Linked DNA regions of Mus musculus: regions 1, 2, 3 and 5 are each linked to region 4. A link is a loop called in an ENCODE intact Hi-C map of the cell type or tissue named here. Cell type or tissue: left cerebral cortex. All regions are shown on one strand. Region 1 overlaps Sucla2 (succinate-Coenzyme A ligase, ADP-forming, beta subunit). Region 2 overlaps Htr2a (5-hydroxytryptamine (serotonin) receptor 2A). Region 3 has its middle 67 kb from the start of Gm24540. Region 4 holds the start of Htr2a (5-hydroxytryptamine (serotonin) receptor 2A). Region 5 has its middle 7.9 kb from the start of Gm24540.

What was found. Hi-C counts contacts between places; a loop is a spot of excess contacts. Peaks named below come from ENCODE experiments on the same cell type or tissue, not always from the same donor. Only the 100,000 strongest peaks of a DNase experiment are listed, where the experiment ranks them.
Region 1: it touches region 4 in a loop (7-fold over the local background); 4 of 42 quality-filtered maps call a loop at or near these places.
Region 2: it touches region 4 in a loop (4-fold over the local background); 9 of 42 quality-filtered maps call a loop at or near these places.
Region 3: it touches region 4 in a loop (5-fold over the local background); 6 of 42 quality-filtered maps call a loop at or near these places.
Region 5: it touches region 4 in a loop (6-fold over the local background); 13 of 42 quality-filtered maps call a loop at or near these places.

Annotation. Positions count from the first base shown.
Region 1 is chr14:73,566,981-73,571,980 of GRCm38, reverse strand. It overlaps Sucla2 (succinate-Coenzyme A ligase, ADP-forming, beta subunit), which reads right to left. Exons shown (of 11, transcript NM_011506.4): 3 at 3,248-3,347; 4 at 2,957-3,119. Among named protein-coding and RNA genes, the nearest start is that of Sucla2, 17 kb to the right of the region's middle. In left cerebral cortex, a CTCF peak has its summit at 1,957 (motif pointing left); DNase peaks (open chromatin) are centred at 1,818 and 3,776.
Region 2 is chr14:74,706,684-74,711,683 of GRCm38, reverse strand. Htr2a (5-hydroxytryptamine (serotonin) receptor 2A) reads right to left here. Exons shown (of 3, transcript NM_172812.3): 3 at 4,825-5,000. Among named protein-coding and RNA genes, the nearest start is that of Esd, 23 kb to the left of the region's middle. In left cerebral cortex, a CTCF peak has its summit at 2,422 (motif pointing right); a DNase peak (open chromatin) is centred at 2,429.
Region 3 is chr14:73,698,288-73,703,287 of GRCm38, reverse strand. No RefSeq gene overlaps it. Among named protein-coding and RNA genes, the nearest start is that of Gm24540, 67 kb to the left of the region's middle. In left cerebral cortex, a CTCF peak has its summit at 2,836; a DNase peak (open chromatin) is centred at 2,829.
Region 4 is chr14:74,640,651-74,645,650 of GRCm38, reverse strand. It overlaps Htr2a (5-hydroxytryptamine (serotonin) receptor 2A), which reads right to left and starts at 4,777. Exons shown (of 3, transcript NM_172812.3): 1 at 3,307-4,777; 2 at 463-663. The coding sequence starts at 3,718. It overlaps Gm41210 (a long non-coding RNA gene), which reads left to right and starts at 4,805. Exons shown (of 3, transcript XR_874820.3): 1 at 4,805-5,000. In left cerebral cortex, CTCF peaks have their summits at 2,090 (motif pointing right) and 4,427; DNase peaks (open chromatin) are centred at 3,385, 3,694, 4,419, 4,608 and 1 more place; H3K4me3 peaks cover 4,021 bases; H3K27ac peaks cover 3,334 bases.
Region 5 is chr14:73,773,368-73,778,367 of GRCm38, reverse strand. No RefSeq gene overlaps it. Among named protein-coding and RNA genes, the nearest start is that of Gm24540, 7.9 kb to the right of the region's middle. In left cerebral cortex, a CTCF peak has its summit at 2,093 (motif pointing left); a DNase peak (open chromatin) is centred at 2,086.

The DNA of each region.
Region 1 (5,000 bases), 1.1 Mb after region 4:
TACACAGGCATCTAAATAGCCAAACTCTGAGAAAGAATGGCGGCCATCACCTAGCTAAGAGAAAAGTGAAGTGTTCAATAAATATAGTTTCAATTTTGCAAAATAAAAAGTTCTACAATCAATCTGTGTGAGTTGGCACATGCTTATAATACCAGTATTTTACCGCTAAGGCAGGAGGATCACCCTAAATTCTAAAAAACCCATTTTACATAACAAGTTCAAGGCAAGTCTAGACCTTGACTCACAAAAGGCAGTGCCAGAAATCAGTGTCCAATAACCTTTAGATATATATGCATGCATAGATGGCAAACTTTAGATATATGTGCATGCATCCATAGATGGTAAACTTTGAGTCATTTGATTTTAACATAATTTAAAATTTTTAAAAGTAAGAAACCCTCTAGATTCCAGAAACCTGGAGAGAGACCCCTTCTGGTTGTCAGCGTTCTGCATATTGTCAGACAGCTTGATGGGAGAAGAGGAGACACAAAGACAATGAAAACACAACACAGAAAAATCACTAATGTGGTACTACTGGAAACAAAGCTTCATGTCTAAGAAGCTCTCAGCCTTGCTCTGTATGTCTCTATCTGACTGCTTGTGACCTTTGCCCCATGGCTGATAATAAGCGTAATTACTAGGTACAGCATTCAGTATAGTCTGTACATTGTTCTGGGGAATTATCAAACTAGAGAGGATGAAGGAAGCCCACAGATCTGTGCCCAAGTCAGGTGTGGTGGCGCCTGCCTTTTGTCCCAGCACTCAGGAAGCAGGGGCTGGTGAATCTCAACTAGAGACCAGCCTGACGTACAGAGTGAATTCCAGGACAGTCAGGGCTACACGGAAAAACCGTCTCAAAAAACTAAATGAATGAATGAGTATATATTTACACTAATAATGTTATTTTTACTTTCATAAACCTAAGTTCTTTGTCCCTCAAGAATCCTTGTCTTAAAATAAGTTTGAATTTAAAGTATAAAATAAAGATCTATTGGGCTGGAGAGATGGCTCAGCTAAAGTTAAGAGCACTGACTGCCCTTCCAGAGGTCCTGAGTTCAATTCCCAGCAACCACATGGTGGCTCACAACTATCTGTAATGGGATCTGATGCCCTCTTCTGGTGTGTCTGAAGACATCGACAGTGTACTCACATACAGAAAATAAATAAATCTTAAAAAAAAAAAAAAAAGTCTTTAACAAAGGCCATCTGATGAATTCTGTTTTCTCAGGGCAAAGTCAATACCAAACGGCAGTAGGCAAATGTCACATCTCACGAAGTGCTAGTGAAGGTAAGGTGATGTCTGTCAGTCTGACACATGAGTTCACAGACATGCCTGCTCAAGGATTCTCACGTGTTCCTACCAAAGCCCAGAGCAACGCCATGGCTAGGTGTGGCTGTGCCTGCATATAACCTTAGCACTGAGGGAGCAGGCAGGAAGGCAGGACACTCGAGTTTGAGGTCACTTGGGCTGTGCCAGGCTTCCAGGGCTCCTTTTGTTACTATTACACTGATGCAAACCACATTTTTAAAAAAAGAAAGAAGTCTGGACACAACAAGGAGCCCTGTAACCCGTTGCAAGTGGAGACAGGTGGGTCCTGGGAGCTTGCTGGTCTCCATATAGCCCATGGGCACATGTATCCCATGTACACCTGTGCGTGTGTGCACACACCCACACATGAACACACACACTCATCAACTTAACAAAATAAAAAGAACTAGTCTCTCTTGCTTTGTCCAGACATTTACATAACTAACAGGGTGATAGGTACTGATGTATACCAAGTGAGAAAAGAATGTGTACAAAAACCAAGTCAATACATGAAACACAACTTCTGCCAATCTTTGTGCTTAGACTATTGTGGGATAATTGCTGAAATCATTTACAAAGCTCAATTATACCATACAGAAAAAAGGAATACTTTTAAAAATCATACCAAGTGGGGCTTTGCTACCACCTAGTGTTATATCTCAAGAAATACTCCTTAATAAGAATTAAAAATCTTAAGATACAGCCGGGCATGGTGGCGCACGCCTTTAATCCCAGCACTCAGGAGGCAGAGGCAGGTGGATTTCTGAGTTTGAGGCCAGCCTGGTCTACAAAGTGAGTTCCAGGACAGCCAGGGCTATACAGAGAAACCCTGTCTCGAAAAACCAAAAAAAAAAAATCATAAGATACTTTTATTACTGAAGATTTTAACTGTGGGAGGGCAAGTATCACAATATAGAAGAATACTGTTTTTTAAAGCTGTTATATAGAAAACTATCTTATGATCTTTAAATTTTGTTACTCTAAAGCACACAATAATAATTTTCTATACCAATTCAAACATGAATAGTTTGCTTCAAACAAGAAGCTAGTAACATCCCAAGCAGCCCTCTATACACTGTATCTTCAGTACACCGGGTATGTACTGAAGCGGATGCTATGTTCAATGCTAAAATGTTGGTTCCATAATGGGAACAAAGCAGGACTAAAGCTCCTTGAAATCCCTCGTTCCCTTATGGCTGCATCATTTACACTCATCATCACCTTCCACCACACCAATAAACAAGTCAAACATGAAACATAAACAAAACAGTAAAGTAAAATAAACCTAGAAGCAGAAAAAGAACAGGATGCTATTTTTTGGTTTATTCTTTCTTCTTTGGTAAGACTACTTTACAATGCAAAGAACTAATTTTCTCTGTCCATTAACCCAAATACAATTTCCAGAGATTTAAGGTACGTCTAAAGAATTAATCATTTGAAAACCCCATGAAACGTATTACAGTGGAATTCCCCTATCGCTTTTTAGAAACTATATTACATGTCAAATTCTACCATATTATTTTTCAAACCTGACAAATTCTCTGTGAGTAATGGATAATACGTCTTATTCCTCATGTATATAATGCTCAACCTCTGAAACTGACAGTCAGATGTAAATCCTGATGTGTCCTGTCTACAAGTACTCACTTGAAATGACCTCTCCATTGTTATTGCAAAGTAGTATTCTCTCCTGGGATATTTGCGCTCACAGACCAAAACTTGATTGCATATTCTGCCCTTTTCTCCAGTTTGCTTGGTAATCAATTTTTGCCCAATCATCTGTGAGGAAACAGCTTTTGCTTCTTCTGGACTACAATAAGAAAAAAAATTCAAATTCTTCTCTTCTCCAATTGAAAAAAATCTACACCACAGGTAACGCTCAGTGTTTTCAACAATCTGATAATTTAAATAATTTTTCTTTAAGAAACTATTACTTACGAGAAAACAATCTTCACTCCTCCTTTGAGGCCACTTGTAAATGTTCCTTTTCCTCTGCCGCCAGCCAAAACCTGTGCCTTTATCACAACATCCTTTGATCCTAGAAGAAAAACACTTTTATTACACAGAAAGCAGGGAGTCACATCCAGGACAGTATTTTATTTAATAAGTGTTATTAAGTGAAGTCCCATTACCACAATGTCTAAGACTAAGTCATTCCACATACATAGATTTTTCTAGATTTGAAAACTAAAACATTATTCACCATATGAAAGGTCTATCCCTTTAAAAGATTAAGCACTTATTTTAGATCATTTCTGAAATAGTATACTGAAAATTTTTGGCAATTCTTAAACTAGTGCTTTGGGAGAGATTAAAAATACAATAAATATTAAGGTTAAAATGTTTTCTTAAAGCTTCCCAGAAAGTTTTAAGGAGAGATGGCTCGATGGTTAAGATCTCTAATTGTTCCTCCAGTGGAACCAGGCTCGGTTCCCAGCACCCACATGGTGACTCACAACCACCTATAACTCCAATACTGAGTGACTCAATGCCTTCTCCTGACCTACACTGGTACTAGGCACACATGAGACATATGGAGACAAAAACACCCATACATACATACATACATGCATACACACACACATGCCTGCATGAACACACACACACCCCAGTCTCTCTATTCAAATGTAAACTTATGTCATGTGACTGCTGAGTCACAAATACTACTTCAAGCAAGACTTGGGACTTGAATGAGCCTATGACTTGACTGATAGGACTGATAATGCCTCCAATAACAACAAATGCTGTTATCGCACACTGTTGAGCAGTGAGTGACCTTATGAAGAGTACTTACCAAGAGTCAGGAAGATAGGCAAATAAAAGATTTCCCAAATGCTGTGTTTAAAAGTCATTCATCTTTGGGCTTGTTTATATAATGGATTACGTTGATGGATTTCCAAGATTTTGCTGAAAGGACCCTGATATAGCTGTCTCTTCTGAGACTATGCTGGGGCCTAGCAAACACAGAAGTGGATGCTCACAATCAGCTATTGGATGGATCACAGGGCCCCCAATGGAGGAGCTAGAGAAAGTATCCAAGGAGCTAAAGGGATCTGCAACCCTATAGGTGGAACAACATTATGAACTAACCAGTACCCCAAGAGCTCTTGACTCTAGCTGCATATGTATCAAAAGATGGCCTAGTCGGCCATCACTGGAAAGAGAGGCCCATTGGACATGCAAACTTTATATACCCGAGTACAGGGGAACACCAGGGCCAAAAAGTGGGAGTGGGTGGGTAGGGGAGTGGGGGGGAGGGTATGGGGGACTTTTGGGATAGCATTGGAAATGTAAATGAGGAAAATACCTAATAAAAAATATTTTTCCAAAAGCAATCTACAGATTCAATGCAATCCCCATCAAAATTCCAACTCAGTTCTTCAACAAATTAGAAAGAGCAATCTGTAAATTCATCTGGAATTTCAAAAAACCTAGCATAGCAAAAACTCTTCTCAAGGATAAAAGAACCTCTGGTGGAATCACCATCCCTGACCTAAAGCTCTACTACAGAGCAATTGTGATAAAAACTGCATGGTACTGGTATAGTGACAGACAAGTAGACCAATGGAATAGAATTGAAGACCCAGAAATGAACCCACACACCTATGGTCACTTGATCTTTGACAAGGGAGCTAAAACCATCCAGTGGAAGAAAGACAGCATTTTCAACAAATGGTGCTGGCACAACTGG
Region 2 (5,000 bases), 66 kb before region 4:
GATGTTTTTGTGTTAACAGGGTAGCCAGCTAGTCTCTGATTAGACTTGAGGTCCACTCCACAGGAGGGGATTCATGCCTGGCACAGTTATCCCAGTAAAAAACAATGCCAGCAGGTCTTAGGCCCTAGGTGGAAACTTCCTATTGTATAGCTGCCTTCTAATATTTACTTCTATAGTAAATTATACCCATAGACAAATACTAATCTTAGCCTTAATCAGAGAAACCTTTCTTTCCAGTGAGCAGAATTGAATGCAGAGAGAATTGAATGCAGAGAACCAAGCTGCTCTCCCTGCTGACACTAAGTGATAGCTGAGTGCTGAGCCTTAAACACAACATTTTTTTTTATTTTAATCACCCCTGGTAAGACTTGGGGGAACACTGAGTAAAAGGAGAAGAAATAAAATGTAAGAGCCAGGAGATGAAGCAAAAGTCTTTGAAATGCTACTTCCTGGGCATGACAGCCATTGCAATCAGGATCCCACAGCATCTGAGGCTGCCTCCGTTGGACTTGCACATCTCTAGATCTGACACTAGTCCATTGTAGGTTAGGAAGGAGCCCCCAGAGCCCATCCCCCTGCTGAAATATCGGCTACCTGTAGCTTCTGGACAAGAGTCAGTCCTTGTCTTCAGAGCTGTGCCCATGGATGAATCCACCAAGCTCCAGTTAACAGCTTAAAACCCACGCTCACATAAATGGTCCTGGTTAGAACCAGTGAGCCATAAAACAGAAGGAAAGACATACATGAATATGGGAAAGGGCTTGAAGGCAAGAGGAGTTTAGCAGGGCGGGCGGGAGGGGGGGAGGGTATAAGGGACTTTTGGGATAGCATTTGCAATATAAATGAAGAAAATACCTAATAAAAAATTGGAAAAAGTAAAAAGAAGAAGGAGAAGGTGGAGGATGAGAAGAAGAAGAAGAAGAAGAAGAAGAAGAAGAAGAAGAAGAAGGAGAAGAAGAAGAAGAAGAAGAAGAAGAAGAAGAAGAAGAAGAAGAAGAAGAAGAAGAAGAAGAAGAAGAAGAAGAAGAAGAAGAAGAAAAAGAAGAAGAAGAAGAAGAAGAAGAAGAAGACGACGACGACTGGGGCTACAGCCCAGTGGCAGGATGCTTACCTAGCACTGTAAGATCCTAGATCCAATTCTTAGTATCTTAATAATAAAAACAAAAACCAAAACTAAAGCAAGCAAACCCAGTTTTTACACTTCCAGTGTGTTGCAGGCTGTCAGGGACGGCTATGATCTGCGGTAGCCATCTCTGTCAATTAGGCAGGGCGTGACCCAAACCTGTGCATCCTAGAGACATTCCAATGAGGTACAGGGTGTTTAGGACGACTTAAGCTTATAGCCAGTGTATAACAAGAAGCAAATGTGGAAACAGGAGAGTTTGGGTTCTGAAATGTCCTTCTTCTCCCACTTGGATGAAGCACTTAGGGGTTGGAATCAGATGGCCCCGGCTTGAAGTGCTATATTTCTTATTAGTGGTGTGGCTTTTGACACATCACTAACTGAATCTCAGTTTTCTCATTTTCAAAATAGACTATTCCTACCTTTAGGCTAGATGTGAAGGAGTCCATGTATGTAAAATAAACAAAACAGCTGAACACATGGACTCTACAGTAGGTAGGTGCTCAACACATAACAACCTGGAAAAAAAAAACTACTCTCCCTCTTTGTAATTATTTCTACACTTTTTTTTCATTAAATTTTTTTTTTGGAAACAAGGTGTCATATAAAGCCTTGTAATCTGTAGGCATCCTTCCCCCCACCTTCTGATGCTGGGGTTACAGGCATAAAGCCCTGCTTTGTTCCTACACTTAAAGGTGCAATGATGAGTCATGTGACTTTCTGGCCTGTTTAATGATGTTACATATCCCTGTTTAACTATGGTTCCTGTGCTGGTGTTTGTGTGTGTGTGTGTGTGTGTGTGTGTGTGTGTGTGTTTGTGCATGTATGGTAATGCATATGCACACCTATATGTGTGTGTCTCTATATTTCTGGGTTGTATCAGTAGGACACAGAGAACCTATGTGACTGGAAGCTGACTCATGACCGTTAAGCTGATGCAGGGGATTCTAGCATTGTGAGATAGTTGAAGCCAGAAGCACAGGTTGTTGCTTTCCAACTATCCCCAACTTGAAGACCTGGGAGGTCTGGGACAATTCCTTCTAGCAAACACAACTCTGGAGTCAACTTTTTTTTTTTTTAAGTGGACTTTATTTGCAATTAATCATTCATTCTTGAAATATTTTAGAATAGATTAAAACCAGTACATAAAATAAATCTTCACTGTATTTGTTACATTATGGCACAGAATAACTTAACACTTTTATAAATATGTTTCATCAGTGCACAAAATGGGAGAAGAACCCTTTTGCTAAAAGCAGCCCGGTAGCAGTTTGGACTACAGTAGCATTTTTCAAAACTGACCATGAGATGGCGCTGTGGTCCAATAGATTATGTAAGCTTTAACTGAGTTTTTCTTAAATATGGCGTTGAATCCCTTAAGTCTAGTAGACTCTATCAATCAACTTAAAGAAGAGTGAAGTTTGTTACTCTTTTAATAATATTGACTAGAAGTGAATCCTTTCATCATGGATCCATAAATCATTCAATGGTTATTTTTTTCTCCCCTCCTGGGGAGAGGAGTATATCTAAGAAGCCATAGATGTCTAGAAGTACCAGACTAAAGAGAGGCCTAAAGTTATCATTCAACTTCAGATTAATAAACTGAATATAGACATTTGTTTTCAACACCCTGATAGAATGGTGTTAAAATCTTTCCTTATATTAAAGCATCTTCCAGTTTATTTAAAGTGTACCTCTGTTACACAGTAACCTCCTTTGGCCGTCATGGAAGGTCATGGGAATATTAGAACATTAATTCACATTTAGATCAACATGATTCAAACATGCACATGTGTATGTTTTCACCACTTGCTCTTCTTCATATAAATATATAAATGTTGAATAAAGTGCATGGAACATGTCTGTACATATATATACAGGTACACGTTTTCTTATATACCCTTTAAGAGATAGTTACAGAGAGGGAAAAGCCACATACACACTGGTAATATATGTGTAGTCAAAAGACACCTTTCAGCGGGGTTTCTGTTCATTCTGATGAAGAGTAAGTTCATGGAATTAGAATCTGCACCCGTTCCTTCATACGTATTGGCATGTGCAGAGTTTCAAACTAAGGCAAAACACATTAGAACAGGCTTCTTAACACTTCTATTTTTTATTAGTCAGTATAGTCTAATCACTAAGGACTAACTTCTTTCAAGTATAACCTTGGGACTGGTGACATGTTATAAATTTTAGACCTGAAGCCATGACCTTCATTCAAAGTGTCTGTAAAGACATACTTAGGAAAACCTTAATTTCCAACTTACACGATGAAGTTTTCTACATGCTTTAGTTCCTAAACCTGTAACATTTCCCAAAGGCTTGCAACAAAACACCTTTGTAGCCAATAAGGATGTTTCAGCCTTTTACTCTGTCTCAACAGTAATGTGCAATTCACCGGTGTGTCACAGTGTCATGGTGGATTCACTATAACTGGCCTTAGTCTGTAGTAGCCATTTCTACTGAACGTTATGGTAGCTGATACTTGCCTTTTGACTGGAAGCTAGTGTCTGTCAGAGCAAAATGAATGTAGTTTTAGAGGGAAGCAACAAAAATATTGCTTTTAACCTTGTATTTATAAATTGGACCCAATTTGTGGTGTTTATTTTTATGCATTACATGCAATCTTTGATTCAATTGATATTTTCCCATTTCCTTGTTTCCTTGGCAAATATCTATAACCAATGAGAATTATTAAAAAAAATTCTCAAGAGTTGATACAAACTCTTTTCTGAATCAGGTAAGGAAAAAATTGAACTGGTTGATTCTGAAAATGAATCTATATACTTTTTTTTGATAACAACCAATTAAGTTGTCATTTTTAATGCAAAAATCTTATATATCTTTTTTTAAATATCCTTATTAACTAAGAAACTGCTCCACTCATAAGATACAGTCAACAGATCACTGTGGAACCAAGCTAACCCATTTTTATAAATAATATAAATACATTAATCTAAAAGTATCATTAAAAAACCCTATATTTATTTAGTTTGGAGACAGAGTCTCTCATGCAGTCCACATTGGCCTCATACTAGATAAATAGCTGAGGGTGACTGAATTCCTGATCCTCTCGCCTGCACTTCCTAAGTGCTAGGATTACAGCCATGCACCGTGGTGCCTGTTATGTTATGTTATGTTATGTTATGTAGTGTTGGGCATCCACACTAGGATTTCCTGCATGTTAGGCAAGCACTCTTTTATCAACTGGGCTACGTTGCCAGCTCTTTGAAAACACCAGTTTTACCTGATAACTGTCAATATGAAAGTCACTTGAGTTTTACAGAAATAACCTAAGAAGCTACTGCTAACAGCGAGAAACCTGAGTTTAATGTTCAGCTGTGACAGTCAACTCTTTGTACTGGTCACTGCTCAAAGGGCGCATGCGCAACACAGTCATTTCCCTAGTGAGTTACCAAATACCTCCGGGATGCTGTTTCTTTGAAGCGAGTTCTAGAACTGTACTTGGAAAAGTAGAATTACCCTTTGATAGTTTACAGAGAAGAAAAATATACGAAATAAGACCACATTGCAAATTCAGGTAAAGCCCAAGAAGTAGAAGAGAAAGCAGCGAGTTATTGAATAACATTTAAGACCCTTCCACGTCTGAGAATTAATGACAAATGCAGCAAATGCCAGCGGTCTTGTGAACATTTCAAAATGGCATCTATGAAAAAAGCAAGAATGAAAAATATCGTCAAGTATTTCAATGAATTGTATTAGCAATACAAATGTCATAATACTGTCTATTTTTCTTTTCAAAATATATGTTGTGGTGAATTTGAAACACTCATTTTTGTTTTTAAAGAGGCTATTCATTATTTTCAGTATTTATAGCTATTTTTATATACAACAATATGTCACCAACTTACTC
Region 3 (5,000 bases), 940 kb after region 4:
TCTCCCATTACTCTAGCTTATGTCAAGTTGACATAAAACCAGCCAGGACAGCTAACTCTTTTTCAATTTGATATACAAACTCAACTTAACAAAGTTAAGCCACAACTTTTCCTTTCTTGTACAATTTCAGAATTACACATTAACAAAGACACCATAATATAAAACATCTTACAACCTTAAAAAGCCCCAGAGTCTTGCAAATTCAGACACTTTAAAAATATCCATTTTCTCTCAACATCCAAATTCTCTGTAGAACTCAAAAATCTATCTCTTTTTTTTTAAAGTTTAAAGTAAGTCTCTTAACTATGGAGTTCTGTAAAATTAAAACTAAATTAAGTAATTTCTTACATCAAGAGGGAAGAAGAACCAGGGCACAGCCACAATCTGAGCAAAGTAAAACCAAACTGCATCTAAATAAACAACACAATGTTCAATGTCTGGGATCGACTTACAACCTTCTGGGTTCCTCCAATGGACTTGAGTCTCTCCTCTGGCTCAGTGTCTGCAAGACACAAAGCTTGTCTTCTAGGCTCTGGCTGGCTCCACTCCACTGCTGCTGGTGTTCTTGGTTGTCAGTCTATGGTACGGGCATCTCCAAACTGCTAGGGTCTTCTGCTGCAACTGGGAGGCACTTTCACCAGTTGCCTCACATAGGCTCTCTTCGTGGTGCCAAGCCTCAATCTCCCTTCACTGACTCCTTCAAACCAGGGCCTGTAACTGCCACTGAGGCTTTGCCTTCACCAATGGCTTCTCCTGGCCTCTCACAGAGCCAAGCTTCAGCTGCAGGCCTTCATCTCCTGAACTGACTCTTACACAATACTAAGTTCAGCTACCCGCGAGAGGTACAACCTTGGCCACCTCTGGAACACAGCTTCATTGTGTTGACTCTCAGGAAACACTTCCTAAAAGATTCCAACTCAACGATGCTGGTCTCTTCTTAATCACAGCTAACTTCTCAGCTCCAGAGAGTATCCCACCATAGCAAAGGTTTCACTTTAGTAGTTCTGGTATCCTCTTAATCACAGCTGATTCTTCAGCCCTGCTGACCAGAACCACATACTCTTAATTCATATAACAAATGGCCATACTAGGCCTTAAAATTTCCTCTGAAACTTCACAATGCAGGCTTCCATCTTCTGAACTGGCCTCAACATTCTTATTTTCCAAGTTCCTACAAAATAACTCACTGAGCATTGAATACTCAGCCCTCCCCCATCAATCACTAGTTAACAAAATGCTCTTCAGGCTGACCCACAGCCTGAACTTAAGGTGGCATTTTCTCAACTGAGGCTTCCTCCCTCCTCTCAGATGACTCTAGCTTGAGTCAAGTTGGCATAAAACTACCCAGAACAAAAGTCAATATTAGTAATTGAAATGAGAGTTAAGGAGAATAATGTTCTCTTCTCCAAGAGATGTCTATATTTTTCCTCTTATTGAAAATATTTTTTCTCACATCATATGATCCCCCTCCCACTTCTCCCATTTCCTCACCACCTCCCCTCCCATCTGAATCCTCACTTTTTCTGCCTCTCATTAGGAAACAAACAGGCTTCTAGGGGATAATGATATAATAGAATATGATAATACCATGTGATAAAACAAAAATCACAGAAAAACTGGGCAAAAGGAACAAGCAGAAGGAAAGAGTGCAAGAGAAGGCACAAGAAACAGAACCCTACTCCTTTGCACACTCAAGAATCCCATGAAAACACTATATTGGAAGCCATAATATAATGCACAGGTAGGGTTAAAAAGAGGGAAGGGTGTGTGTGTGTGTGTGTGTGTGTGTGTGTGTAATAAAAATTTTAAAATAAGATAAATTCAAAAAGGAATAAAAAAGAGAAAAGGAAAAGCCCTGACATGACATTATGAGCCAAGGGACCCCAAACATGCTTCTGAGGTCATCTCTATTTACCATCTACTTCTAGGCATGCAGCCTACCCTTAAGAGCAGTTTGTTAACCAATGACTCCCACCGAGGAAACCAACTTTTCATTTGCAAGTGGTTACCAGTTGGAGATAGCTTCTGGTTTACAGAAGGGGTCCTGTGTCCACTTCTGATCTCAGCTCTAGGACCCCATCCTGTGCATATCTGTGCAGGCCCTGTGCCTCCACAGTCTCTGTGAGTTCATATGCATATCCATCTTATTGATTTAAAGGGTCTTGTTTTCTTGGTGTCCTCCATCTCCTCTGGCTCTTACACACTTTCTACCTCCTCTTCTGGGGGGGGGGGGGCTCCCAGAGCCCTGAGGAGAGGGATTTGATAAGGCGGAGTGTTCCGAAATCTCTCAATGTCTACATAACATCTGACTGTGAGTCTCTGTATTTGTTCCCATCTGCTGCAAGAAGCAGCTTCTCTGATGATAGCTGAGCAAAGCACTAATATAAGTATAGCAGAATGTCAGTAGGAATCATTTATCACTACATTCTGTTTTTTAGACCAGCATTATTTGGCTTACTCTAGTTTACACAAACATGTGTACGTGTACACACACACACATACACACACACACACACACACACACACACACACACACACACACTGAAGACATAAAAGGAGGAGAAGGAATACTTGAAAAGAAAGAGGAGATTAGCAGAAATGAACAGGGGAAAAGAGAGGAAAGAATGATCAAAAATACATCATGTCCCAGCATGACAAAGCCACATGCAATTAATATCTGCTAACTTAAAAGCACAGAAAGATTGTTAACTCGGAAAGAGACATGTGACAATGAACTCTCCCATCTCCAACTTCTAAGACAGATTCACAAAGATTCATAAACAAATTGTCAACCAGAGAGAAGGAGAGTGTCAGTTTGTTAGCACAGCTCACATGCACCCTCTACTGTCTGGCATTCATAAGTACCAGGGGGATAGTTGTCCCCTAGCCAAAACTTAGAGCAAGAGAAACAGAGACACAGATACATTCTTCACCATATTCCCCAATGGCCAGCCCCAAGAAAACATTTATTTGACCTCTTGAAATGATGCATCTATTGAAATCAAGTGGTGACAGTACTTGGAACTTCAAACAGCTTTCTGTCATCCCCAGCCACACTTCCTGTGCCCTTCATGCGTTCACCAGGATGCTATACTTTGATAACATAAGATGATGTATGTAGTGTTTGGCCAGGTTCTGCTTTCTGGGAAAATTGAGATTAAAAACCTAGAGTTAAGTTCTTGATGTTGTTTTCCTTTTTATTGTTTTTTTTTTCTGTTGCTAATTTTTCTTTAAAACAGACCTTTTTCATACAATGTATTCTGATTATGGTTTTCCATCCCCCAGATCCCCACAGATCTCTATCCCTCCCCAAATCCACCCTAATTTTTTCCTGTCTCTCATTAGAAAAAAATAACAATAAAATAAAAACAAACAAATTGTAATAGCATAAAAACAAGCAAGCAAACAAACAAAAAAAAAGAGCCAAGAAAGAAAGGAAAGAAGGAAGGAAGGAAGGAAGGAAGGAAGGAAGGAAGGAAGGAAGGAAGGAAGGAAGGAAAATGTTGTGGTCATAAAAAGAGAAAGAGCTATAAGAATATGTTCTGGCAGGGTGTGTGGAAAAGGGGTGCTTCAGTGGGCCCATGCCAAGGCGTCCCTTCCCCCTGAGAGACAAGACACACACCAGTATAATATAGAATAGAGTTTATTTAGGGCATGGGGAGAGGAGTTAAGAGAGTAGTAGAGGCAGAGAAAGGCAAAGAGAAGGAGAGAGTGGAGACATAGAGGCCAGCCATGACCACGCAGAGAGAGGAGGGAAGAGAATGGGGAGAAAGGGGACAAGCAGGAAGCAAGAGTAAGGGAGACAAGAGAGTAAGAGGGGGGGCAAGCTGCCCCTTTTATAGTGGGCCAAGCCTACCTGTCTATTTCCAGGTAACTATGGGGAGGAGCATACCTGGCTGCTGCCAGGAACTATGTGGGTGGAGTTTAGACAGAATACCAACATCTCCCAGTCTTGGTTTAGTTAAAGAAGAAGAAGAAGAAAGAAGAAGAAGAAGAAGAAGAAGAAGAAGAAGAAGAAGAAGAAGAAGAAGAAGAAGAAGAAGAAGAAGAAGAAGAAGAAGAAGAAGAAGAAGAAGAAGAAGAAGAAGAAGAAGAAGGAAGAAGAGAAGAGAAGGAGACGAGAAGAGAAGAGAAGAGAAGAGAAGAGAAGAGAAGAGAAGAGAAGAGAAGAGAAGAGAAGAGAAGAGAAGAGAAGAGAAGAGAAGAGAAGAGAAGAGAAGAGAAGAGAAAAAAGGAAAAAAAGATTAGAAAGAGGTGATGGTGAAGCAGGAATTGGGTTGTCAGTGATATCTGACCACTTCATGCTGACACTGGGGTGACGTGTCTCTGGGGAACCTAGAGGAATGGATATGGGGGTTGTTTGTCCAGTCTTAGGAGAGTTGGCTCCTTGCTGTCCAGGGCCTGTGGAGCCATCTGAGGATAGGTCAGAAGAACAGGTCCAGTAAGAAGCATGTGTCTGAGAGAGGAGATTGGAGCATCTGGAGGTTGCTTCTCTGGAGCTGTCCTGGATGTAGTAAGTGCCTGGATTTGACAAGATATTGGAACACATTATTATAGGTAAAGAATAAGATTAAGTACATTTGGGAGAAAGAAAAAAATTTTTAGGATGTACAATTGAAACCCAGAGGAATCCCACCCTTTGAAATAGGTAGTAAGTGGGAACTTTGGGCAGATGTACTTATCTGGATGGAGGCTATTTGGTCCATGAGAGGAAACTGAGTGGGTTTCCTATAGCTTATAAGTTTATAAAAGAGATAACAACATGAGTTAACCACATGAATAGGCTTTAAGATGAGCCTTTTGTGGAACAGAAAGAACAAGATTAAAAAGTTGGATCATATAGTGAAATGTTTATTAGAGTTAGGCAAATTTATAGGAACTCAGATAATATTAGAACAGTGGCATAGCAAGAAGAGGAAATAAGAAGCATTTAATTAATGGAAACAGAGTTTAGGTAAGGAGAGAACAGATTATACCTGTAAAAGCTTTTTTTCTCTAGC
Region 4 (5,000 bases):
AGAGGTACCAGGCAGCTGCAATGCCCAACCCTTTAAGCCATTTCCCTCTGTCCTCAGCTTCTGCCCCCTTTCTGGATCCTCCTTCAAGGCCAATGCTGTCTGGGTCAAGTGCCCATATTCCTTAGCAATCACAGTCCAGTAACGATAGGTTTCGGGGAGACCCAAGGCTTAGAGTGTTGAGCTCGGATGTGAGAAAGAACACAGGCATTCCTGCCTTAGGATCCGCTGCTGTGCTTTTTCTTACGTGTGCAAAACAATATGGACAGATGCCGTCAGCCATTGGCATCTGCAGCTTCTCCTTTCCTAGAACGACTCCAATAACCATGAAGTGGAGACATACCTTGCAACACATGAAACCACAGACTCAGAGAGTCAGGTTTCACCACAGCCATGTGGAACGTGTCTCCCGGGAAGGGACAGACTCTAGTTTCAGATGCCACCCTGCCAGGTGGTCCAGCTTACCTACGGATATGGTCCACACCGCAATGATTTTCAGGAAGGCTTTGGTTCTGGAGTTGAAGCGGCTATGGTGAATGGGGTTCTGGATAGCCACGTAGCGGTCCAGGGAGATGGCGCAGAGGTGCATGATGGACGCCGTGGAGAAGAGCACATCCAGGTAAATCCAGACGGCACAGAGCTTGCTGGGCAAAGGCCACCGGTACCCTGTGGGGCAGAAGTTTAGCATCAGTGAATAGCTAGCTTCGTGCTTTCTGCAGCGTGTAATCTATACCCCAGGACTTACAACTTGGGGACAGGTAGAGGTGACAGGCAAGGGAACTACAAGAGACTTTCAATATTTAAACCAACAGCCAGTGTGCACTGTGATGGCACGGGCAGGGGAGTGCAGGGTTGAAGGTTTCTGACCTGTGGAATTGCATTAATGAAGGAGGAATTTGCTTTTTCCTCTGGAATGGAGTCTCTCTCACCCTCTACCTGGTCAAAGCCACTTTTATTTAGCAATGTGTCCAAAGTTATGTTCTGAGCCCTTCAATTGATGTTGCCGGTCACATACAGCCTTTATTTATCCACATAATTTTCTTTGGGGTTAGGGTCCCTATAGCTAGTCTAATCTTAGTCACTCTTAGACATGTCCAGTCTCACATAGACAGGCAATTAGTGGCTGTGTGACGAATCGTCTTCAAATCTCTTGAATGTCTTTTTTTATGGTGCACAGTCCCTTAATGTGTCTTATTAAATTTGGGGCATGTGAGAAACATTGAGGATGGTGAAGAATATCAAGGGTATCTGGACTTGGAGCTTTGTCTCAGGGCAGTGCTCAAACTACAGGTGACAGCTGGTTTTCGCAGGTGGCTCCTTAAAATGGAGACCCACCTCTGGCGATTCTGCTTCCGTAAGTCTGGAACAGGCTGGGAAATGTGCATTTTCCAAAAAAAAAAAAAAACAAAACAAAAAAAAAAAACTTAAGAAATCATACTGCTGAGGCTGGTATTGGCACTCAGGGAACAACCCCTGCTTAGGGCAAAGGTGACACTCGCCCCCCTCCGATGTCTCACAATCAAACAGTATAGCTTTGGGCCCATTTAAATCATTCTCTCTGGAGGGTGGCTAGAGATGAAGCCCCAATGTCAAAGGATTTTAAAACTCCCCAGAGTCCAAGGCAGGAAGCTTGGCAGGTTCTCTGCTGCCTGAGATGCCTTGGTGACATAAATGAAGTGCCCTGCTCCTTTCTGAGTGTTTTGGAGAGGACCAGACACTTGGATAGACTGTTGGTTTGTTCTGCTAATGTAAGGAGCAACAATATTACATCTGCCTGCGAATAGGAAGGAAGATTAGAGATCAGTACTTTCTTTAGGATAGTTTAGAGCTCAGGCTAAGCAGACCCTCCTTTTGCACAAGTCTTATTTCTACCTTGCTGCCTCCAGGGGTATTCAGAAAAGGAAAGGATGCTGGACCTAAATCTAATCCCAAATCTTCTAGCTTTAGTCTCAGGAAAGAAACTTCTCCCCTTAAAGTTTCTTACCAAAGGGTAAGAAGAGAATATTTGTGCAAGACAGGTTTGTGAATTGTGTGCTAGGGCCAGCCTGGCTAAGTGTCAACTAGACTCTAGGCTGCATCCCCAGAAGTCGTCACTAGGGGGCAGCCTTGTACCCCGAGCTGAGTCCAGGGACCTGCTGCACTTCCTACGTGGCCAGGATTACCCCTGCTGCCCAGCAGGTCCCTCTGCCTTCCTGCTGTGGTTTGGGTTCTTGCAGAGTCACCCTGCTCACCCCATAGTAGGGTTTGCCTCTGAGGGCTGGCCAGGGTTTTAGGAAGTGAGAGCATCTCTCCCGTGGCTGAGAAATGATAAGCAAATTTAATGGAATTATTTGGGTGTGTCATTTGAATGGTCAAGCCGGGGCAAATGGATGCTTGCTACTCCTGGCTTGCTTCCTTCTTCCTTGAAGCTTTTCGGGGCTGGATGGACATGTTCATATTGTAGCCTCTAGGACTTGGCCAGAAAATTCCCCTGTAAAGGTGAATTTTAGGGAAAACTGCCTGTAGTTCGGGTGACTGCCAAGGGCATGTGCCAGTAGTGCGAATATTCTTTCATTTGCTCATTGTTAGGAGGGATCCGGCTGTATTAGTCACACTTTGAAAGAGTCTCACATTCTGCCCCTCCATGAAAGCCATCCCAGTGTTTGCTGACTTCCTGGGAAGTTTGACACTGTCAAACCGTAGCAAGGAAAGCAAGACTGAGAGCTTTCAGTTTGTTTTCCACCCTCCAAAACCAGACAGGAGTTTATGTGTGTGCATTTTTTAAAGAATAACTCAAAGGTTTTCTTAGATATTGTCTTCTCTGGGCTTGGGGGGGGGGAGGGGGCAATTAAAACCAGAGTAATTCATTTATTCTAATGGAGACTCTGAATATTTTAACATTAAACCCACTCCTCCAGCACTAATGCTCTCTCTGCAAATGTTCCAAGGTAATTGGGAAGGTTTTACCACTCCATTAGAAGTGCTGAGAACCCGGTGAGAAACAGAAAACTGTTCTGTCCCGAGGCTGGCAAATAAAAGCAGGAAAAAAATCGCATGGGCACAGAATGACAGCTAAATTATGCTCACAGAGTATTGGAATACAGGTAATAATTTCTCTACAAAGATGTATCCATTCTAAGACACACAACTCACCAATGACCAGGTACTAGGCTGTCTGACTTTTTTTTTTCTCTCAAGAAAAATAAAATTTTAAGACTAAAACAAAGTTTCCTGTCTATTTCTCTCCTGGAGCCCCAGTCCCTCCACTAACAGCATGCACAAGCTCTTTGGGACTATGGTGAGGACAGCTGACATGCTAACACCACTCACCATACAGGATGGTTAACATGGACACGGGCATGACAAGGAAACCCAGCAGCATATCAGCTATGGCAAGTGACATCAGGAAATAGTTGGTGGCATTCTGCAGCTTTTTCTCTAGGGACACTGCCATGATGACCAGTATGTTTCCCGCAATGGTGAGAATAATCACGACAGTTGTCAATAAAGCAGACCAGTTTTTTTCCTGGAGATGAAGAATGGAGAGGCATGTCGGTGGGAGGTACCCTTCGCAGGAGAGGTTGGTTCTGTTTTCAGCATCAATTGTCCAGTTCGAGGCTTCGGAAGTGTTAGCATCCCTGGAGTTGAAGTCATTAGGGTAGAGCCTCGAGTCGTCACCTAATTGCATTAAGGAGTTTGGAATTGAGCTCAGGGAGATATTGTCTTCACAGAGAATTTCCATGTCTAAGCCGGAAGTTGTAGCAGATGAAGTGTGGAGAGACTAGCGAGTCATAGCCGGGGCTCACCATTCATCTTTACGTCCTGGAGCTAGGGCATGCTGAAGCGGAGACCTGTGTGGCTCCTCTGGCTGCTTTCTCCTCTTCCATAGTAAGAGTTACAGAAGTGTGATGGCTCTTGATTATGCCTCGCTTCACAGTGCTAGGGAGAGTCCACGGCGGAGCTGTAAGTTCTCACGGAAGCAAAGGCAAAAAAAGCAGTGTGGAGCATTTGGAGACACAAACGTGTTCCTGGTTAAGGAAGAAAAGTTTTGTATCCGGTGAGAATCTTTCAGCCAATTCTCGGGTTGGATATGCTGCTTTCAAGAGTTCAGCCATCACAAAGTTAAAACAGCATGAGATCCAAAACGAGGAGGGAGGGCTGTGTGCCCTCTATATTAATTAAGGAAGTCAATTAAAAATCCACGCAATGTTAATGCCATCATAAGGGTTAACCCTTTTTAGTCTCAGGCAGAATCGCCGCAGCGATGGTCAGGAATTTCAGCTTGTATCTCTGGCTCAGTTAACGAAAGGAAAACGCATCCCGAAGCGCAGCAGAGAACTTTCCACATCAGAAATTCTCGCGGCAATGACGGCATTCTAGCCAAGCGTGACTTTAAGCAGAAAGAAAATCCCACAGCAGTAAAGGACAGCAGCCGAGGAACTTACATTCATTGTCGCCAGGGTCCGCTATCCTGTGACTTGCCTGTCGCATGGTGACTAGGCCAGTGTGGAATCCCCTCTCTTTGAGCTTCTAGCAGCATAAGATGATAGTAATTTGATTTCTGTTTCTGCTGACTTCAAAAACCGCATGCCGGTTCCAGCACGGTTGAAGTCTGTGCTGGCTGCTTCTGCTACTGCTGAGCTTGGTTGGGTCTTCCCTCCCAGAGCCTGGCTGCTTGCTGAGGCGAGCGCACAGAGAGGAATCAGTCACTAGGGAGCCCCTCTCAAAGTCACACAAAAGAGCCGCAGGGAAAGTAGGAAACGCTGTCTGTATCAAGAGGCTCCCGGAGCTCCAAAAGAATAAGCCCCTCCTGGTTGCCTCCTTCCTCAGACCTCCCTCTGTCACTGTGTCATAACCTGCAAGGTGGCAACAGCCAGGAAGGGCGGACCAAACAACCCCCTCCCCCGCGCGCCCCCATTCTTTCTGCTACAGGTTAATTAGGAACCTTTCCTTAAAAAAAGAGAGAACAAGGAGACAGCTTAGGGGACAGCAGGCAGGAGGGGTACATGGCAGTCATATTTTTA
Region 5 (5,000 bases), 870 kb after region 4:
TTAAAAGCCTACAATCTTACAATCCAATTAAAAATATAATTGGAGAGATAACAGAATAAATGTGATATGAAAGAAATGGAAGGGAATAATGGGGGTTAGCAGATTAAAGAGGGGTGAGGATGGGGTGGGGTAGAGAGGGCATAGTGGGCCTATTTGTATGCAGTGGCAGTTTCAGCACCAGATTTGTATACCATGGGGGTTTCATCACTTTATAAGTAAAGACATGGCAGCTCTAAGATATGGATAAGAAGGAGGTTTTATTGTAGATGTGAGAGAGAATACCAGCATCTGGTAGAGTCCAGAAAGCAGTAGACTAAATATGGCCAGTACAGTGCCCATGGTGACGTGTTGGGGGTGGCAGGTGGGGAGTGAGAGGGGAGAGAGAAGACAAAAAAGAGAGAGCGCAAAAGTGAGGGGGCCAAAGGGAGCACATGGCTGAAATGGCGGGTTTATATAGGAATGAGAAGCTGAGGGAAGAGAAGTCCATGAGCTGGAGAACTTTAGGGTAGGGACAGGGAAGAGCCAGGATGCCAGCATGAACTCTGTAACAGGTATTTTCCATACTGAGAAAGCCTGAAGGGCAGCAGGCACTTTGGTAAAGCTAATGGACACCACAATTACCCATTTGCTCCAAGTGTCTTTTGGATGTTACAATATTAACCAAAACAAAGATTGTATGACAAAACTTTATAGAATCACACTAGTTAGTAAGCTAACTTCAGAATATAATTTGTCTTTGGGTTTCCGTTGCTGTGGAGAGACACCAGGACCAAAGCAACTCTTATAAAGGATATTTAATAGGGGCTGGGTTACAGTTTCAGAGGTTCAATCCATATTATCATGGCGGGAAGCACAGCAGCATCCAGGCAGACATGGTGCTGGAAGAGCCAAGAGTTCTACATCTTGATCTGAAGTTAATCAGGAAGAGACTCCTTCTCCTTGGTACTGGGTGCAGCTTGAACATGGGACCTCAAAGCCCACCCTCACAGTGACACACTTCCTCCAACAAGCCCATACCTATTCTAATAAGGACACACCTCCTAAAACTGTCACTCTCTGTGGGCCAAGCATTCAAACATAGGAGTCTCTGGGAGCCAACTGATTCAAGCCACTACAGCATCTATTTTTTAAGTTTGGGCTTTTTTTTTAACCTTTGTTGTTTGTTTGTTTGTTCGTTTGTTTGTTTGTCTGTTTTTGGAAGAGAAAGTGGGCAGCACATGAAGTTTGGGAGGTAGAGAACTGGGAATGGATGATCTGGGAGGAGTTGGGGCTGAGAAAAGAATATGATCAAAGTATACTATATATAAAATAATTTTTGAATTAAAAAAAGGACTTTGAGATTCTGTTAGAAATCACATGGGTAATATAGACACTTGGACTCTATGAATTCCATTCTGTGAACACTGAATCATTTTCTAGCTATATATTAAATTTCTTTCATTGATATTTCATAGCTTTCTATTTCATATTTTCAACTCATAGTTATTCCAAAATATTTTATTTCTGTAGTTGTTGTAGATGACATAGTTCCAGAATATTCATTCATGGGGCCTGAGTCTTGGGCCTCACACACACTAAGAGAGCCTTGTATTACTATTGACCCACATCAATAGCCACAAACCACTGGATTTTATGGGTTATTTGTATGCTATAACTTGGCTGTACCTATAAATTCTGAGTTGTCTAGTGGAGTTTTCGGGGTTTTCTATATATGTTACTATGACATTAGCAAAAAGCAACAAATTTATCTACCTGATTTCCTATTTGTGCACCTTCTATTTCTTTTTTCCTTGCATGGCTTATCAGAAACTAAGTCTTGATTGCACATGAGTGCAGCCCCAAGTGGAACATTAGGCTTTTAGGAAGGTGCTGTGGTCCTTGAAAGACAGCAGAAGAATCAGCATTAGCTGTGAGACAAAAGAAGACCTAACCCCCAGAAAATCAATGCATCACAGTGCAAGAATAGGAAAATAGAAAGATGAAACAGAAGAGAGGTACAAGGAGTTGATTTTCTAAGAGTCTAAGGTGGCTTGCACAGCCCTGAATCAGAAGTAAACTGGTGGCATCAATCAACATGGCCAGTTGATCACAGTGACCCCATGTGGCTACAGGAGGTAATGACAATATCAGTGCATCTTGTGTTCCTATGTCAGGGGTTGCCTAAAGACAGATAGATGCTGAACTTCATATGAGAGTTTGCTTGGATTATTTTGGACTTCTTGTTGTTGTTGTTGTTGTTGTTGTTGTTGTTGTTGTTGTTGTTGTTGATGATGATGATGATGATGACGATGATGATGAAGTGAAAAAGAGAAATAGAATTATAATTTCCTTCGGCATAAATAACAATTTAAACTGGGCTGTGTTTTCTGATTACTGTTGTTCCTATTGCTGTTGTTCCTGTTGCTGTTGCTGCTGCTGCTGCTGCTGGCTGCTGCTGCTGCTGCTGGTGTTTGTAATCCTTTTCATGGAAATTTTCATGCCTGTAAACATTACTGAGGAGGAAAATAGTGGCAAATTCTGGAAGTAGAAGATCGCAGTTGTCCTTGCTTATATGGAAGCTGGGGATTGTATGTCCTGTCTAATCCAGAACATTTACCCTGGATCTCACCAGCCTGTAAACTCCTCCACGGAATCCAAGAGCCCTGCACAACACAGGTTTGAAACTGCTTTTGTGATCATGGAAGTCTGTTGTGGAAGTCTGTTGGAGGCTCTTATTCCAAGGTGGTATCACCAGATTCTGTGCAGAGCAGGGGTATCCTTCATAGTATGGATGGGTAGTGTCAAAGCTGGGGACAGAGAAACGGGCTGAAAAATGTTTCTCCAAAGAATGGTGTAACCTTTTGATAAGGGTACCATAGTGGCAGATGTCAGTCAGAAGTTACCCAAAACAGACAGGTCTGAATTTAGTTCTAAATATATCTATTTGTAAATCATTGTTTAAAAATTATATGTATTACAGGGATAATTCAGTTTTAATCTTTTGTAAATGTGTTTATCATTGCAACATTCTAAACACTTTTCTCTTGAAGAAGTTCTTTTATACCTAATTTTATCCCTTAAGCCCAGTTTGTAAAGCTTATTTTAATTGAAATTCTAGCAAAGAGCAGAGAATTTAAACCTATGATGAAAAAATCTAGTAAAAGAAATTCTTTACAGAAAAGTACCCAGCATTTCTGCTGGATTTCAAACAAAGCAACTCCTCTAAGCATTCTCCAAGTAAAAGCCTGGTGGAATACATTATTTTTAACAAAAAAAAAAACAGGGTTTAAGCATTTTAATGAATTTTATATCTTCAAGGTATTTTTTTAAACAAGATTTGGGATAAAAATGAAACAGGAACATTTGCAATATAACCTGTGTTTCTTTCAACTAGTCTAGAATAAAATAAAACATTTTTAACCAAAGAGGAAAGGGTTCTACATTTAAGTAATGTATTTGCTATAGCAGCCACAGGTGAATCTCTAGTGGGGGTCTGAAGGTAAGATGAAGTTGCCAGTAAGATACTGAAACACCAACCCTGTAACCAACAGAATGTGGGCTTGACACTGGTTCCACCTCAGCATCCCCTGATAACCAGAAATGAGATGCAGGCTGACTCCCTGCCACAGAGCACCAGTTCTGGTGAGGTAGCTCCCTTGGCTTCAGGTTGAGCTCCATGTCAGGGACTGAGGTCTGAGCAATCAGCAGCCGGCAAGGGAAAGCCAGGGTTCTACTGGAAGTGATGGTCAGCAACATGGTCACCAGAAAGCATCAGCAGTAAATGTAGGAGCCTTCGGAAGCAGCGTGAAAGCACACAACAGAGATCTGCAAGCACCCCTGAGCCTAACAGTCTCTCACTAACTCAAAGATCAGATCTCTGAATGGACACCCATAGTGTTTAAAAGGCAGAAAATATTTAAAATATTTGAATAAGGAAAGAGGCTGGGAGCTAAATACGGCAACTTTTTGGTTTTGCTATGGAGAAACTCCCACAGTTGGCAAGCTTGTGCTCTGTTGAATCCAACAATGGTTGGGCTAACATAAAGAAATTCCATCACAGCCAGGAGCTACCTTAATACACCTGTGGGTAAGACAGGGAACTTTCCATACTTCCCTATTTTGAGAGCCTACCCCCTCAGGCTGAGTCTAAGAAAGTATCATATAATACACAGCTGTGGCAGAGTGTCCACTTTCAAGTTCCTTGCCCCTCCATCTCAGCCCATTACCCAAACCTGAGAATTAAATGAACCAGCTTGGGCCAACTATTCAAACGAGTTTTTCCTCCCTTTCTTGAGTTCAAGTTTAGCAAGGAGTTATCCAAGAGAAGCATTCTGCTTGTTCAACTGCAAGATAGTCTAGATTCTCCTTATCTCACTAGGCAGAAGTAAGCAATCATTCCTCCATGTGCTATTTGAGGGAAACACAGAATGTAAAGATGAGGTTGCCAGATAAACAGTAAGATGGAGGAGGCTTTATGACTGTGAAAAAATTATTATTCCATGTTTCTGTGAAACCCAGACTCAACTGCATGTTCTATGTTTTGTTTGCTGAACCAGTGACCTTGAGAGACCAGCAGAACAGAATGCTGGTGGCAGAGGGGACAGTGATAATGGGCTGAACAACAGCTGAATTTGACCCCACATGTAGTGCTACTCAAGACCCTCCTGACACTGAAGAGTTCCAGCACTAAGAGCCTATAGAATGGACTCTCCAGGGAGGACTCTGTGAACTGTAAGGAGGAAAATGAGAAACTCCAGAGGGCGACAAAAAAATTTACCCACACATAGTTCTCTCCCAAGAGCTGTCATTTAAATATCCTTGCCCAATATAAAGGCACAAGAATGGGAAATTGATTTAGGAGGCCTTCTCTTGCAGCAAAAATGAAGGAGAGAGAGAGAGAGAGAAAGAGACAGAGAAACAGAGACAGAGAAAGAGACAGAGAGACAGAAAGACAGACAGAGATAGAGACAGAGACAGAGAAATGAGACAAGGTAGTAAAAGACAATTCACTCCCAGAGTTG